Linked DNA regions of Mus musculus: region 1 is linked to region 2. A link is a loop called in an ENCODE intact Hi-C map of the cell type or tissue named here. Cell type or tissue: gastrocnemius. All regions are shown on one strand.

The links. Peaks named below come from ENCODE experiments on the same cell type or tissue, not always from the same donor. Only the 100,000 strongest peaks of a DNase experiment are listed, where the experiment ranks them.
Region 1: it touches region 2 in a loop (4-fold over the local background); 1 of 42 quality-filtered maps calls a loop at or near these places.

Annotation. Positions count from the first base shown.
Region 1 is chr2:20,639,081-20,644,080 of GRCm38, reverse strand. The region is part of intron 3 of Etl4 (enhancer trap locus 4); the gene reads right to left. Among named protein-coding and RNA genes, the nearest start is that of Gm17171, 310 kb to the right of the region's middle. RefSeq lists a cis regulatory region at 1-2,022. In gastrocnemius, a CTCF peak has its summit at 1,060; no DNase peak of the experiment used is centred here; H3K4me3 peaks cover 431 bases; H3K27ac peaks cover 3,211 bases.
Region 2 is chr2:20,580,203-20,585,202 of GRCm38, reverse strand. All of the region lies in intron 3 of Etl4 (enhancer trap locus 4), which reads right to left. Among named protein-coding and RNA genes, the nearest start is that of Gm17171, 250 kb to the right of the region's middle. In gastrocnemius, no CTCF peak of the experiment used is centred here; no DNase peak of the experiment used is centred here; H3K4me3 peaks cover 759 bases; H3K27ac peaks cover 1,738 bases.

The DNA.
Region 1 (5,000 bases), 59 kb before region 2:
CTGGCCTTTGTGGGCAAGCACATACAAATGGCATTCATACATACAATTACAAGAATAAAAAATAAAAACAGTTCTTAAAAGAAACGTATTGCCAATGGTCTGGGGAGATGGTCCAGCAGTTAAAAGCACTGACGGCTCTTCTAGCATCTAGAGGGCAACTAACAACTGTCTATAACTTCAGTCCCGGGGGATCTGACATCCCCTTCTGGCTTCCTCAGTCACTGCACGCTTGTGACAGATACGTGCAGGTGAAATACCCATACACATAGAATTAAAATAGATAATTCTTTTAATCAGATTATATTGTTGAAATATGCTTTAGTAACATGTTAAATATAAAACGTCTCAAAACTCAGCCAATCTGTTTACAGTGAAATAACTAGCCGCAACCCAAGGGAGCCTGCGTAGTGTCCTCCCAAAATGTGGTATGTTCATATGGGGGCCAGAGGAAACAGATGCCAACAAAGACACATGCTTTTGGTTTTGAATCTATATGCCTATTCAAAAAGAGCAAAAGGATATACCAAATGCTAATAGGGGGTTCCTGTGTGGGCTGTGGGACTGTACCAATTCATATCTTTACTCTTATAGATTACACAGTTACTCTCATAATTTTAAAAAAGACACTGATTTTTAAATCCCATAGGATTGCCATTAAATTATTGTACTTGCTTTTCTGACTGTTTCTACATTCCCCTCAAAAAAATCATTAGCATTGATTATGATAGTAATAGCTACAGATTTCAAGTAGAAAGAGAAAATGAGGGTTCACTTGCTGGGAGCTCTGAAGGTGGGGAAGGTATTAAGATAAGAACCAATTGTGTAACTTTTTCTCCATTCCATTGCTTGCTATTGCTTTCTCTCACTGAGTATGGACCATCACACCATGAGGGCATGTCCTGAGCAAGTTCAACAGTATCCCAGGATGATGGAAGGGCACAGCTGACACCCCAGACTTTGGAGGAAACACGACACCCTTTCCACTGGTGGCTCTGCGTCAATCTTCATCCTTTCCAATATGCTCAGCGTCCCTCACTAGCACTGCCCCTGGCTGCCTCTGACCGCTCTGTGAGGACACTGTAGTCAGCTGACCACTTGTGAAATGAACACTGATGACAGAATGGAGCGAGGATTTCTGCAAGTCTAATCCATTTCTCAGAGTTGCCACGGCTAAGTCGGTTTTGTCACCGTGACACAAAACAAAAGAGCATAAAACAAGCAAACGTTGGGAAACCACTCTACCCAGAAGATACACAGGCCATCAATGAGTCATCAAAGCCATTTCAGGTTCTTTGATTTTTTTTTAAAAAAAGTATTGCATTGAGGAATCCAATTATAAAATAAAATTACTGTACATGTTTAAAACAGTGAAAGTAGAACAAAATCATTTCTCTGTGACATTCAAGAAGTCAGACTAAAACTTATAACTGATGTAACAGTGTTGTTCTGCTCTAAAGGGCAATTGGGGGCCGGAGTAGCTTCTGACAAAATTAAGGGTTCAGAGCATATGCTCCTATAAACTGTAGTCCTAAGAAGTTTTCCTTTCCTGAGAAATCCCAGGAAGGGATATAACCTCCAGTGAACATGGGACAGTGGTTGAAACTATTCAGAAAGAGACAGAACTAAGCTTGAGCTTTGGTATCAACACTAAGTACTCCTGAATGTGGCTTCCACACCAGAAGACACAGCGAGGCCAGAAGTTTATGTTACTGCATGTTGTATGAGGTGAGATCACATATTAAAACATCAAAGCACAGCACACAGCTCAGCAAACCACAAGAGTCATTCATACCTGTCTTAGCGCCTGTTTTAAAAGAGAGTGGGGGTGGGGTGGAGGTGGGGAGGGGCTACAGATCCTCAGAACCAGGCCAAAACAAATGAATCCTATATACACCTGCCGCATGGCAGCTTCCACAGGATTGCAAGAGGAGACTCATGAGACTGTGGGGTAAATGAAAGGTCATAGTCTGACAGAGATGGAACCTGAAGGTTCTTGAAGGCCCTTCCTGAGCTTTATAGGCGTAGGTGATCTCTTGGACAACAATCTCTTGTCTGCAAGCTGTGCTGAGAACCCCAGGGCTGCATCTTGCCTGAGTCCTCCCCAGTGCCAGGGACGGCTTTCCGGGATGCAGCTGCTTTTGAGTCATCCCTGCTCTTGTAAGCAACCCCTCACCCTAGTCCCTTTAGTAATCCCAATAAAAACTCGCTGATACTTTGGTTTGTCATGGCTTTCCTTTGTGAGGTGAGGAGATATAGGGGTGTGTGTGTGTGTTGTGTATTTGTTGTGTGTGTGTGTGTGTGTGTGTGTGTGTGTGTGCGCGCGCGCACGCACAGCCTGCATTTCATTGCCCTAGGGAAAAAAAAATCTGTCCTAAATGCTGGCTTCCAAAGCAGTGTGTTTGAAGGGTAATACAATGATTTCTATAACTTTGCTATACCTTGGAGAGGGAAAAAGATTACACTGTAAAGTAAATATACAGAACATAAGCTAATGGTAAACTAGTTTTCATGATGCCCACTACACATATACATGACCACTGTTCTCATGGACAGGCTAAGAGAATTGTCTCAGTGTCGTAATATTCACCTGCCACGCACTTCCAATACTGTTTCACAATATCCACTTTCTCTACCTGGAAGAATCAGACTATATTTAAAAGAGAATTGAAGGGGCTGGGGAGATGGCTCAGTAGTCAAGCACTGGCTGTTCTTCCAGGACCCATGTTCAAGTCCCAGGACCGACATGGCAGCTCACAACTGTCTGTAACTCTAGTTACAGAGGATCTGACACCCTCACACATGCAGGCAAAATACCCATGCACATAAAATAAAAATAAACTAATTTTAAAAACAATTTTTAAAGAAGAGGAGGAGGAGGAAAAGGAGAAAGAGGAGGTGGGAGAGGAGGAGGGTGAGGAGAAGGAAGAGGAGAAGGAGGAGGAAGAGGAGAATTGAAACAGCTAAGATTCTCGGACAAAGGAGAAGACAGTGTTATGATGAGCCAGTACACTGACTATCATAGGGCTTCTTTCCATGGTCCAATTAACAGTGGAGGGACAGAAAAGAGTAGAGGTGGCTGTGTTCCTACCCAGTGTTTAATACAGTGTCTGGGAGGAACCTGCTCAGGTCACCTCTGCAAAGGGATCAACTATTCCTGGAACTTACCCCAAAGAAATGTCTTACCCAGTGGTAGCCTTGCTGTTCAGCTCAAACATTACCTACCACAAATACAGACTGTGGCTAGGGTGTGGTTGTCTGTGGAGGACTCATTATAATTGAGAACTTAGTCTTTAGGGTAGTACCAATGAGGAGGTAGTACCTCATGGGCATATAGTGGGCTCTTAGGGAGGTGCCTCCAAGGGATATCTCAGGGGTTCTCTCATGGCAATTGTTATGAAAGTCTGTTTGGCTCTACCAATTTTGTCTATGTTCAGACTTATTATCACCATCTGGTCTGAGTTCTACCCAGCACTTACCATTCCCTTGATCCTCCAAACCAAGCTAAATCAACCTTCTCTCTTCACAAAGTAGCCTGTCTTGGGCATTTAGTTACAGTGACACAGAGATGACAGGTGACATAATTGATGTCATGAGTAGTTTGTTTCCTCCCTGCCTCCCTCTCCAAATGCCCATTCTTTACCCTGTGAGCATGATAAAGGCAGGGCATATCTCCTGATGGATGCCTTGTCACTTACAGAATGAATGACTGCAGAGCTGGAAAGGGGCATAGGCCTCACAACTCCTGGTTAGTGTAGCCTGCTTGATCTGGAGGCCTATTTCTTAATAATTAGCTACCTAGTGTGTCTTGAATTTCAGACATGTGACCTAGGAACTTGACTACACATTTCAGAGACCTGTACCCAGCCCGACATTCCCAGGACCCCCCCACCCCCAATCAACACTCCACGAGTGTTCTGATCTATGCCCAGCACCCTGTCTTTTACTGTCTCAGTCACTCTTGTACCTCCTCAAAAGGACAGAAATGCCCATGTGATGGAATTTCTGTTTGGCAGGGCTGCTCTTCAATTTTCACCAAACCCCTCCTCTCACAGAATGTGAAGCTTAAATAAAAATACGCAGAACCCCTGAAGGGGGCAGAAATGGGGAAGAGCTTCCAAATCCCTTTTATTACTTCAAAGGCTTTGGAATACATTCCAGCTTTGGCTGAATAGCTGCTATTTCTCAGGAAGCAAGCATTGCAGAAGGGATGGCAGCTGACAGTGGTCCAGCCATTGTCCCAGAAGGCATTGCTTCAGAAACTCCCTCTCATACTGGAGGCCTAGTTACAGTGGCCTCGTAATAGGGAGGGAAGGTATTTTGACTTCTCCTTTCTTCTCTTAGGAAACAGGTCCAAACTCTAGAGCCTTGCAGATGCTTAGCAAGCCATTCATACAGAAGTATTAGTATGTCAGACAGGGGCAACTGGCTGAAAGTCAGTCTTCACCCCAGGTTTGCTGTGCAAACTCTTGTTATGCTTCTCATACAATATTCCATATTGTTCAAATGGGGCTGTGGGACAGGTAAGGCACTGGGATCCACAGACCACTGGGAAAAGAGTCAGAAACCTGAGCTTAATGTGCCTCAGGCATCTCTCTGGTCCCAGAGTTGTTTGGGTATTGAAGAGCTGGATGAAATCTTTGTGGCAGACTTTAGCTTTGCATTATTGATCGTCTCCTAAAATGCTTTAGGGCTGCAGGAATCTCAATTTATAAAGTCACCATCAAGGGAAGAAAAGGCCCGAGTTAGATTTACTCTCTACAGAGCTCCATGCCCTGTGTATAGGAAGACTCTCGTCCTGGCTGGTTGGCTTTTGTTAACTCCACACAAACGTGTCTGGCAAGCAGGAATCTTAACTGAGAAAACACCTCCGGAAGATTGACCTGTAGGCAAGCCTGTGGGGTGCTGTCTTGATTCATGATTGGTGTGGAATGACCCTCCTCATGGTGGACTATGCCATTACTGGGCAGGAGGTCCTGGGTTGTATAAGGAAGCAGGCAGAG
Region 2 (5,000 bases):
AGGATACATTTACAAAACAACTCCCACACCTAAAGCTCTGGGATCATTGTAGAAGGGAGGGGAGGGGAGGGGAGGGGAGGGGAGGGCAGAGAGATTTGTTAAAAGCCAGAGGAACAGAAAATGTACCAAGATTTTGTCTACTAGGACTATCAGAACATACTTTTGTGAAGTCTCACTAACATGGCTACACCAGATGATTTAAACAAGGCCAACACCAACAGACATGCTAAGGTGGACAGAGGAAAGCCCACGAGGCCTCAATCCACACAAAGAACTACAGACAACAAAGAAATACTGAGAGCAGGAGAAATGCGGTCTTTAAGAAGAAGACACTAAGTTGTTACCCAATACCAAATGTTAACCCCTAAGAACATGTATATACAGGTTTTATTTATGTTTTTAGCAGCACATACACACACATACACACAAAATTGCATATATGCATGTAGCAATAATTAATGAAATGAGGCTATGAATTTAAAAGAGGGCAAGAAAGGGTACATTGGAGAGTTTGGAGGGAAGAAAGGGAAGGACGAAATGATGTAATTATATTATAATCTCAAAAATCATTTTAAAAAGAAAATTAATTCATGGACCCTTAAAAGAGAGAGAGTGAAATAGATGAGGTTTTCGGTTTTATAAGATATGAGTTCGATAGTTTGTATTACTTGAAGATTTGAGAACATGTCCATGAAATGTTGGCAAATTCAAAATATTACACTGTTCCCAGACATGCTATTTTCAACTAAAAATATACCTACTCAGATAAAATACTGAAATTTATGAAAAAAAAAAAAACCCCAGCTCACATGGATTACTTCTTAAGGATGACATGTTTTTCCAACTCTTTGATATTGAGAAAATAAAAACCTTAAACTGAGTATTGACAGCCCTTCCCAAAGCCCGACAGTATCAATTATGATGAACGTGAACCTCAGGGATGAGAACACAGTCTTCTGAAATCAAGTACTGTCCTCAAAAACATAACATAAAAGTTTCTCTTGCTAACCACAAAAATAAATAAATAAATAAATAAATAAATAAATAAATAAATAAATAAAATGACAGGAAGAGCATTGATTTTTCTATAAAGTGCTAAGAAGCATAAGCTCCATTTAAGGAATCCTGAGCCACCTAAAATTGAGGAAGCTCCCACCTGGGGCTGGAGAGATGACTCAGCAGTTATCGCACCTGGGGCTGGAGAGATGACTCAGCAGTTATCGCACCTGGGGCTGGAGAGATGACTCAGCAGTTAGAAGCACATTACTGCTCTTCCAGGGGCAGAGTTCAGTTCTCAGCACCCAGGCCTAGCAGATTACAATGGGCTATAGCTCTAGCTTCAGGTTCTCCAAACACTTTTGGCCTCCTCAAGCATCTGCACTCCTGTGCACGCACTCTCACTCAAAGCACGCACACACACACACACACACACACACACACACGTTAAAAAAAACACCAAAAACCGAAAGTAACATTTTTTTTCCTGTATTGGAACTAATGGATGCAGCACTAGCCCATGTCCAATCTCTTTATTAATCTCCAATCCCACCATCAAAGCACTCAGTACAAATTGGCAAGATTTTAAGGCTCTTTATGCTGAGATGCCATAGACTTGGACTTGGCAGCTGAGGCAGAGATGGGAATTTGGGCCTCAGGTAGTGAAGGTTCTCCTAGCCTGACTTTAGCTTGCTAAGAAGTTACAGTGTGTGTTGGACCTGATATTCAATTTCTATTCTTTGCTTTCGATAAGATATAGATCATTAAGTCTGAACCAATTTCCTCTGCAGAAACTGCTTTAAATACAGTCTCAAATAGCAATGCAATTTAAAAATAATGAGTATATTTTTCTAAGACAGAGTGTGGTTCCTGCATGCATTTTAGATTATTTTTGGGTTGCCTTTCTTGATGTAGGAATTATAGCATATGTTCCAAAAAGTGTGCTTAAACAGGATACCAGCAGAAGGTTCCTTGGTGTATGCAGAGGACCTGTTCTCCCTGCTATTGTGTAGGAAACCCTAGCAAGGCTGAGAGCTGGACACACTGGCAAGCATCCTAAATGCTAATTGTCATTGCTGCATGTTTTCTGCTAACCCATAGTGGTTTTAATTAAAGCATTTTCTCTGAAGGAAAGTGTTAATCAAAATAGATGTCTTCATCAGCACAACAGAACTCTTCTTCTACTATAAGAAAGTAAGAGATGCATGAAGTATGTCTGGGTCTTCAACTCTATGTCCCAAGAGAAGAATTTCAAAATTCTCCAGGGTAAGGTCCCATTGTGTGTCCCTCAGCTCTTTGACATCAATTTTAGTGTTCTTTGGGCTTGAGTTATGGGAAACATTTCTTCTCAGGGTGTCTTAATTTCTCGGAATACTTTGTCCTTACTAAGTCCCTTTCCTCATTTCTGAAAGGCACGTAAAAGACTTACATTACAGTTTGTGTGTTATTATCCAATAAGAATATGGAAAGCTCTCTATTTCTGGCTCTCCTAACTTGCTGTGATGGTTTATATTAATTGTCAACTTGACAGGATCTAGAATCACCTTGGATTCTACTACAAACACCTTGGCACGTCCATGAGGAGTCTTCTAAATCACATGAATGGAAATTCTAAGTGTGGGCAGGTCCATACCATGAGCTTGGGTCCCAGAATGGGAATGACAGTATGAGCTGCCCATGGCATTTACACACCCTGTTCCCTTATTGCTAGTGCGGCGTGGCCATCAGCCTCATGCCCTCCCTGCTCCATGCTTGCTTCACCACAATGGACTTCCCACCAGACTGAACGAAAAGAAATCCCTTCTTGTCTAAGTTGCTTTCATTGCAGCAACAAGCGAAGTAATGAATGTACTTGCTGATCAAAGTCACTCATCAAAAGTGGTGAGGTGCCTGAGGACCTGGTTTCGGCCTGCAGATCTCATAAGGTGACAGGAAAGAATGACTCTAAGAGTTATCCTCTAACTTCAACATGTACACTATGTCACATGTATACAGACACACACACACACAGAGACAGACAGAGACTGATGCATAGACACACACAGAGACACACAGAGAGAGACACAGAGACACACAGATACACACACAGACATACACACAGACACACACACAGACACACACAGACACAGACACACACACACACACACTGGTCTTGGCCACTGTGCAGGGGCTGTTCTGTGCCCCAGGCCTGCTCCACCTTCTACCCCCATCATCTCTCTCATCTCCTCCCTCAGCTTTAACTAATCTATGAGGACAAGAAAACCAATCTTTTTGCTCTCATCTCTCTGAGCCTTAATGTATATTGTTTAATGCCCTAATGATGGTGAATGTCATATAGCATCTCAAACAGAGTACCCAAAACTTCACCTTCTCAAATCTCCTTCTTATCTGGCCACCTTGAGGACCACATGTGAAAGTCATCTAGAACTTCTTTTCCCTTTCTACTCACCAAATGCCATTGATTCCAGAAACTGGAATTCTTAGCACACAGAAGGCCTGCCTACTTCACTCTACTCTGTACTTCTCATGACTTCTTCCTGAATTGAAGCCTCTGTGATTCATCTTAGTGATGACTGCAACATGCTGCCCATTCCCCACTTCCAGCCCATCTCTACCTGAGGCCAGTGGCTTTTCTAAAAATGAAACTGATCATGTTGTTCTTTTCTAAAATTCTTGTCTCAGTGTAAAGTCTAAGTTGTTCTACATTCCCGTACTTCTGCTCATCGTCTCTCCATGCCTTGTAAATACTTATGAAGACCAATTCATCCTATTAAAGCTATGCATGAGTTCTGTAGTGGTTCATGTTCACTGTCTGCATGGCTGGACTCAGAATCACCTGGGAAATTGATGAGACACACTTCCGGCTATGCTTGTAAGCATGACTCCCTAGAGGACTCACTAAATACCCATCCTGAATATGATTGGAAAAAGACTGGTGACATAAACAGGTTTTTGTTTTTTTAAAAAAAAGAAAGTCCAATACAAACAATGGTCTCTGCCTGTCTGCCATGCAATGAGTTAACCTCCTCTGCTGCACGTTCCTGCCACCACACTCTGCCCAAGTGCCAGGACCAAGCAAGTATAGACTATACCTGTTCAACCAATAAACCATAAGAAATCTCTCCTTCTTTGTTTGCTCACAGATTTGATCACAGCAATGATGTAACTAAACAATACAGGTCCCTTGGGCTTTTGTCACTTCCAGTAGAGATCCATGGCTTCTCTTTCAAGTGTTTGTGTATGTTTTGCTATGTACTTGGATGTCAATATGCCTCACCTATTGAACTTGTCTGTAAAAACAATCTTCCATGTAAAGATGTCTTTTCTCTGGAAGTTCCCTGACTCCACAGTGTGGCTTAGGGGACACGTCTGACTGTTCACTGTTCATGTGTCACTAGCTTCTTGCTTTATAACGGAATGTCTTCTTTCTCTGAACAACCTGTTTATTTGCAGTCTCCACTAAATCGTAGGCTTCTCTTGCTCCTTTCAACCTTCCTTCCCCATTACCTAACAGCACCTAGATCAGAGTCCTCACATGTCAACTGAGTGGAGGAATGACAGAAAATCTATGAGAGCTTCACTTATCCTATGTCTACCGTGAGTCTGCAACCTGGCAGATGCTCTGAACAGATCCTCTCACATCCACACCACACTGCAAGCTGGGTGCTATTTTTGGACCTTTCGAAGACAAAGGTCAGTGGGATTAAATAGCTTTCTCTTAAGTCATCAAGCTCATAGTGAATTCAAGACCAGATCTGTGCAACTTCAAAATTCCTGCTTATCGAACTACAGTCCCTCCCTCTCCCTGTAAGCAAGCACAAACCACAAGAGTGCCATGTGTTCAACTTGTGAGGGTAATCCTACCCACCTGCATTCATTTAATAACATGAAGATTTTTCTGGAAGCCAGTAGTTAGCCTCTCCTTTGACACAGTGCTGTCCTAAGAATGGTCTTTTCCATTATAGCCCATCTCAAAGGCCTTATGGAAACCCTGCTTCTCCTCA